3 separate regions of the Mus musculus genome follow, and all the other regions are linked to region 1. A link is a loop called in an ENCODE intact Hi-C map of the cell type or tissue named here. Cell type or tissue: left cerebral cortex. All regions are shown on one strand.

Region 1 (2,500 bases):
TATTGTGGAAAGACTGCCAAACTTGATTTCCTCTTTGGAAGCCTATGAGCACCAGAAACCTGGTTTTGGAAGAGGCTGCTAATGGTTCTGCCTGTCTAGGTGGAGGTAGGTGGAGACTGTGATGGGGAAGGCAGATCCCAACTGTCTGCAACCTAAGGCGCTATGAGATTCCGTAGGAACAGACTGCGCGGTCCTTATTTTAAAACTGACCTGAGTCTGTCCCGCCCCACTCTCTCCTTTGTATAATGCTCTTGTCTTTGAATCCGAACTTATATACCAGTGGAGCATCTCCAATCCCAGATTCATGGGCACATCTATTTAGCATAAGTCAGGAGGAAAGATGTTGGTAGCAGGCAAAGAGCAGAATCCGACCCGGAGTGGGCAGTTGCCTGAAATATCAGACATCCTTTCCTCCTGGCTGCGGAGACCTCTGAGAGACAGAGACAGGACCTGGAATCGCGCGCCACCAAGCCACCAACCCAACCCAGCAACTTACGTGCGCGCATCAGGTATGTAGAAGTCCAGTGAGTAGCCGAAGTAGCTGCCCTCGGGGCCACTGTACACAGTGAGCTTGTCCACATCCAAGTTGAACGCCAGACACGCAGGGGACCACAGCATCCCCAGCGCGGCCGAGACGCAACAGAGACGCGCGAACGGAGGTGCCCGGTTCCCCGGGGGACCACAGTGGGTTCCCGCAGACATCGCCCTCCTTCCCGAACGCTGTTCACCCGGGATCGGGAGCCGTGGAGCCCAGAGGAGAAGGCCTGACGCTCCCCAGAGGCCGGTGTCCCGGGTCGGTGAGCTAGGAGCGTCCACAGTGACAGTCCTCTCGCCCTGTGCGGCCCGCCGACCCCGCTGCTCTGGGCTTGCAGCAGCGGATCCCGCGCTCGACCCTCTCCAGCCCCTGGCTGGGGCCGGCGCGCTCTTCGCGCCCTCTAGCGGCTAGTTCTCAGGCTGCAGGACGGAGCTTGCGGTCTAGGACCGGGCAAGTGCCTGTTGAGCCCGCTAGATTTCGAGTCTCTAGTTTAAGGACCATCTAAATTTTATGGATGTCACCTCAAGTCATTGTTTTGGAGAAGCGGTGTTCCATATGCGGCGAGAATTTAATGATTTCCCAATATTGCGCAGCTCGGATACAAGCATACAAAAGAGTATACCAACTCCAGAAAAGAGTGGTTATATGGCTGTCACCTCTACCTTTGAGGGTAAATCAGTTTCTTCCTCAGTAAATGGGATTTGATAATGGAATGTAAGAACCCTCTTCCTCTCCTATTCCGCTGACATACTAATACAAAAATCCTGTAGGTTTTCTCAGTCTTTCTCAAGGGCATCTCTGGCACATTGTATGATTTGGTATAAACCTCTATCCTATGAGGTTGTGATGAAGGACTGCAAAGTCAGAAATGCTGCAGTTAACAGTTTTCAAAAGCAGGGCTTGGGAGTGAAAGTTTGAGACAACAGGATCTCTTCCTCACCAGTACTAGTTGTTGATCTTTCGAGGAGCCCGAAGGTGAAGGGAGCAGACTAGAACTGTGTGTATAAATGGTTTTTTATAAATACAAACTTTTCAGGACATAGATTGGTGATAAAAAAAACAACATGACTCTGAGGTCACACAGAATTTAAGTGTAGGCAAAGAAGTGTGGGACATGGTGACACATACCTGAAATCCCAACACTGTTTTGTTTGGGGGCAGGGGCTGTAATAAGAGGATCTTTTGTTGGACAGCCTGGGCTAACCTAACAAGTTCAAGACTAGCCTGAGAAGGCTGTGTTAAATATATATATATATATATATATATATATATATATATATATATATACACACACACACGTGTGTGTGTGTGTGAGAGAGAGACAGAGACAGAGACAGAGACAGAGAGACAGAGAGAGAGACAGAGAAGGGGCAAGCTGTTTCTGGGTAATTTCAGGAAAGTTGGAAACAAATTTAGATGTAGACAAGAATTTGAATAGGAGACTTAGATTTGGACCTCCCGGAAGCAGATGAGGGAAACACTGAAGGCACTAATCTCCTAGCATTAGATGACCATGTACAAGATCGTAGTGAAAAGGAGTATCCAAGGAGTGGTCTGAAATAGGGCTGGATGGATCCTGAGACCAGGGATCCAGGCAAAAGTAGCCAAAGCAGAAATATGATAGGCACCAGAGATTCAAATGTCCAGTGGCAAGTCATCTGAATAAAAAGAAAGCAGGGATGGACAAGGGAATCCCAACCTGGTTGACAAGACAAAAGGAGAAAAGGGCCATGAAAGTTAAGGAAAAGGCTGAGATTGGGGGAGGATGCACAGCAGAAAGGATCTAAGCTGAGTCTTAAGTTACCTACTTAGGAGAAAATAAGTGAAGTGAGTGGATGAATAAGATGCCAACTTACTCATCTAAGAATAATTAGTACCACTTCCTACAACTGGGGGACCCATCAGAAGGTTGATACAATTTGAGTAGACTAGACAAAAATCTCAGCCTACTAGGAAAAAAAAAAT
Region 2 (2,500 bases), 250 kb before region 1:
GCTTAGGGAAGGGCAGGCAAATGATGGTGCCAGGCATCTTCTGTAAAATACTCACTGCCTTTTAGGAAGGGAGGGAGTGTAGGCTCCCACTTGTTCAAGAGTCAGTGATACCGTTGACAGCAAGGGAGACCTCAGTGTGGGATCTCAGTGGCTTCAGTCTTACAGAGCAAGCAGCATTTCACCGCATTTCATCTCCTCTTCAATATGTGGTCCTCAGGTTCAACCCACAATTATTTCCTTCTTTGAAAGCTGTAATGTGGTCTTCCGACGAAATATTCCAGCATTGCCTTTTGAATTGCCAGGGCAAAGATTCTTCCCTACATCTGTCCCCTGCAAAGAGTATTTTGGGAAAATGAATCACACATGGTATTCTGCTCAGATGACGCCGGCAGGCTCTGATGGCAAGTCTCCAGGGAGATTTGGGTTCGATAGTTAGTCACCATGTCCTATGGACTGTGCCTTTGAAATGTCGCTCTCATCTTGCCTTTGGAATGTTTCTGTTCTCTTTCCTGCTCCATGTTGCTCTAGCCAACACTTTTTAATCTCTGTTCTGGTTCCTGGTGCCTGGCTTTCAGCACCTTGTAGCTGGTCAGCTTAGACTTCTTGCTTAGAATCCTGAAGTAGCTTCCATTTTCTCGTTATGGAATGGACACATCCCTTCCTAGTATTAAAGCCTTCTCTCATCTGTTCCCAAACGACCCATCCAAGCGTGACTGATCTTTCTCCATGTCACAGATTCTCTGTTCCCATGGGACCAGAATCCTCATGATGCCCAAGCCTTGTCTGCTGTCTAATTTACTTTTTTTTTTTTTTTTTTTTTTTATGAGCCAGAGGATATCCCTGCCTAGTCCTACATACATTCTTCAGTGTATAGTCATCCAGGGCCAATGTCCTGCTTTTATTCTTCTATAAATGTCTTTAAGACTTTCTAATAAACCAGAAGAAACACAGTTTTTGATTTTTTTTTTTTTTTTAGTTTTAGGGCCAATGAGATGGCTCAGCTGGTTTGGCAATTTGACTTCAATCCCTGGATTCCACAAGGTGGCAGAAGAGAACCAACTTCTGAGAGTTGCCCAATGAGTACACACACTCATACACACACACACACACACACACACACACACACACTCACACACACACACACACAAGCACATGCACATATACAATATATGCATGCACACACAGATACAATCATACATGCTCATAAAATGCATAAATATATAAATACTTTTAATGATGATAATTCTAGTGTATACTTCTTTAATGCATTTAAAATGTCTTCAGCAATCATCGTAATTCTTGATAAAGACATGCTTGATGAATTTTGCGTTTCTTAGAACTGAAAGTGATTAGAGTCAGCTTCTGAAAATATATCACAGTTACTCTAAGTTAATTCAGGAAAAGTATGTGTGTGTGTGTGTGTGTGTGAGAGAGAGAGAGAGAGAGCACGTGCACATGTGTGCAGGCACATCTACGTGCATGAATGCATATGGAAGCCAGCGTTTTATATCCTGTGCCTTCCTCATTTGCCTTTCACCTTATTTATTTATTTATTTATAGACAGGGTCTTTCATAAAACCTTATTTCACTGATTTGGTGAACCTAGTTACCAATAAGCTCCAGTGGCCATCCTATCTCTGTCCATGTTCTGGGACTACAGACATGCATTGTTGCTCATACCTGACATTTTTTACAAACGTGGATGCTAGGATCAAACTCAGTTCCTCATGTTGTACAGCAAGCGCTGTACTGACTCAGCCCTCTCCTTGTGCCCCTTCTGAAGAAACTTCACCATCTTCAGGAAATTGTGGTCTTTGCATTGCAGGTGTGGAATGAGGTAGGTTACAGTGCCCATTTTAAAAATTCTCATAATACAGTCATTCCTGTGACCAGCATCTTATCATCACCTCTGTCAACAAAGGTCCCTTCAGTCTCCCTCTTTCTGTAGAGTACAAGAATTCCCACCTAAGTATTGTGTTGATTCACTTCATTGTTTTAAAAAACATGGCTTTCTTAGTCAAAGTCTTCACAGAAGTTGAAATGCATGCCAAGATCATTGTCTTAATACAGCTTCGAGCACGCCACATCTCTGCACACATTCTTCCAAGTCTGAACGTAACTACTGCTTTTGGGGCAGCACATGGGCCATCATCTTCTAGGGAAGTAGGATCTTGACCCATAACTAAGGCTAGTTTTTACATAAACAGCCACAGTGGAGGTTGCCCAAATGTCTGTGTCTGTCCACAGACTTATAAATAAAAATAGTCAGCTGGAAGTTATAGCTGTCCTTTGTTAGAAGAAGGAATTTCTTTAATAATCAAAGAATAGCAGTTTTTAATTTCTCTCTTAGATAGCAAGGGCTTACTAAGGAACTTCTCATGCCTCTTGTAGGATCTTCACTCTGTGTTCTAGAATATTTTCAGGAGCCTTCCTTGTGGGTAATCTTCCACACAGTGTATACTATTCCTGGGTTAAAAGATTCACACCTTGAATTCCATTT
Region 3 (2,500 bases), 510 kb before region 1:
TGCCTGCCTTCTCTCAGGCTCTCGTACATCCTCACCTCAGACTCTCATTGCAGCAACCCTGTAACTATTCCTGCCTCTACCTGTGTTCTTAAGTCCACCTTCTGTGTAGCTGCTCTTGCTAATTCACATTGATTGCCAATGGTAGCTGACTGCCTGTCCTCCCAGAAAATAAACGAAAGACTTTATTAAGAGGTTCCTTCTTGCAAGATGTGTTCATCACTATTGATTGTCACCTTGCCAGGACCTAGAATTACCTGAGACACATCTCTGGGCACATGTGTGAGGGGATTTTATTTTAGATTCAGTTAATTGAGGTGGAAGACCCACAACTGCAGTTGAATTTTAGAAGAACATTATACCTGGCATTTATTCTGGAGTGATAGCTACTTAGGCCTTGAGGTCATCTCTTAGGAATAATTGGTTGTATCTGAAATCTATGGGATTGCTCTTTCTTGGGAATTTTAGAACCTTAGCATAATCTCAGTCATAAGACATTCCTGGCAAATCCGGAATTCTTATAGTAACTGTGTTTGCTTAGGTAAAGACTCCCCAAGACAACTTCTCTATCTGATAAGAGATTTTGGTATTCAGGAACTGACTTAGAAAGGTTGCCTTTATTGTAACAATCAATAAAAAGCACTTCTGTGAAGCTGCTAGGTGGTCAGTCCATCAGAGCTGTTCCACTGCCTGCTAGGAAGCCTTAATACACCCCACAGTGTCTGCCTCTGTCTTTGATCGACCTGGGCAGCAGCATTCCTTAGGTTGAAGGAGAAAGCGAGAGATGGAGTGAGGGACAGCATTCATCTTCTGTGTCCTGCCTGGGGATGCGGGTGACAGATTGTCTCCAGTTCCTGCTGCCTTGCTTTTCCTGCCATGACGGTCTGTACCCTGGGGTATTTCATTAGAACAAGAAAAGGAGCTACTACACTGATGACACAAGGCCCTACTACAGATCTGAGGCTACCCTAATTTGCTGAATAGCCCAGGCTGGCCTCAGATTGCTGATCCTCCTGCTTCACCCTCTTGAGTGCTGGGATTGCCACTTTGCCTGGCTCACTGGGGCTTCTGGCCCTTCCCCTAAGACCTGCTTCCACATGGCTATCTGTTCATCTGGATAGCATGCTTTCTCCATGTTAGGCACATCTTCAGCTCAGTCAGGACAGAAGTTGCCTGGGATAGAAATGGATAAAAACTACAATCAACTGAAAACAGATCTAATACATTGCTTCCCATGCAAAAGGAGATCTATGAGGCAATGTTTACAAAACAAAAGGAAAATCAACGGCGAGATTGGAAAGGAATACAACTCTGGCTTAAGAAATGAGAGAAGCTTGCAATGAGAGAGGGGCCTGGGGCCTAAAGAAAGCCACCACTGGACAAAATTTATGCTGGAACGTTGCTGCAGTTTACCAGAAGGTGGCAGACCAGGAAAAAAATGTCCCTTTTATTCTCACAAATGTCAAGGTAAAGGAGGAAACCAAAATCACCAGTAATTCCACTGCTCAGTTATAGCTAGTCTTTTTTTGTTTTGTTTTTGCTTTTGTTTTTTCGAGACAGGGTTTCTCTGTATAGCTCTGGCTGTCCTGGAACTCACTCTGGAGACCAAGCTGGCCTTGAACTCAGAAATCCACCTGCCTCTGCCTCCCAAGTGCTGGGATTAAAGGCATGCACCACGACTGCCCAGCTAGTCTTTTCTTAAAATAAGTATTTTATTAATGTTTTTGTGTGTTTGAAGTGTGTGTATACAGGCACTCGTGACTGGAGGTTATACAACAACTTTGAGGAACCACGTTTTCCCCTTTGGTGGTGGGATGCAGGGAATCTGTCTCAGATCCTCAGGCGCACATAGAGTGTAGTTGGCTATCCTGTTCCTGTAAGAAATACCATGAGCAAAGCAACCTGGAGAGGACGGTTCATCTTATACTTCACACCTTTCCCTCCTTGAGGGAAAGCAACGACAGAGCTCAGGGCAGAAGCTTGATGGAAAAACTGCAGAGGTTCGCTGCTTACTCCCCGATTCATGTTCAGCTACAGCCCTGGCCCACGTGCCTCAGTATCACCCACAGTGGGCTGGGCCCCCTCTCCCCCATCAATGAGCAATCAGTAAAATGCTCCCACAGATACGGTCACAGGTCCATCTACCCTAGGCAGATCTTCACTTGAGGTTCCCCTTTCCCAGGTGACAGTCGGTTTGTATGAAGTTGACAACTGCAGCTAACTATGACACGCCAAGTGCTTATACCCACTGGACCATCTCAATGGCACAGTATTCCACTCTTATTCCACCCAACCTATCATCAAAATAAGTGTGGTTGAGACAGTGCAGTCTATGCAATTTGCCCTAACTTTATACTGAGAACTTTGTGCACTTGGCTTTTAAATCTGTCAAGTACTTCATTTATCACGGTACTGTCTGCATTAATTATATTTTATAGAAAGGTTTGTTTGTCTGCTTGCTGTATTAAGGATCAAACTCAAGGCCTTGTGCATATCAGACAAC

The links. A loop is a pair of places that touch in the nucleus more often than their neighbours do. Peaks named below come from ENCODE experiments on the same cell type or tissue, not always from the same donor. Only the 100,000 strongest peaks of a DNase experiment are listed, where the experiment ranks them.
Region 2: a loop joins it to region 1, with 5 times the contacts of the local background. A loop is called at or near these places in 13 of 42 quality-filtered maps.
Region 3: a loop joins it to region 1, with 2.9 times the contacts of the local background. A loop is called at or near these places in 3 of 42 quality-filtered maps.

The regions. Positions count from the first base shown.
Region 1 is chr2:12,301,081-12,303,580 of GRCm38, forward strand. It overlaps Itga8 (integrin alpha 8), which reads right to left and starts at 864. Exons shown (of 30, transcript NM_001001309.3): 1 at 497-864. The coding sequence starts at 702. It overlaps E030013I19Rik (RIKEN cDNA E030013I19 gene), which reads left to right and starts at 166. Exons shown (of 2, transcript NR_040353.1): 1 at 166-509. In left cerebral cortex, a CTCF peak has its summit at 948 (motif pointing left); DNase peaks (open chromatin) are centred at 107, 499 and 916; H3K4me3 peaks cover 1,205 bases; H3K27ac peaks cover 912 bases.
Region 2 is chr2:12,049,135-12,051,634 of GRCm38, forward strand. No RefSeq gene overlaps it. Among named protein-coding and RNA genes, the nearest start is that of Gm34768, 150 kb to the left of the region's middle. In left cerebral cortex, a CTCF peak has its summit at 1,020 (motif pointing right); DNase peaks (open chromatin) are centred at 398 and 1,051.
Region 3 is chr2:11,793,455-11,795,954 of GRCm38, forward strand. No RefSeq gene overlaps it. Among named protein-coding and RNA genes, the nearest start is that of Ankrd16, 17 kb to the left of the region's middle. In left cerebral cortex, a CTCF peak has its summit at 1,411 (motif pointing right); a DNase peak (open chromatin) is centred at 1,427.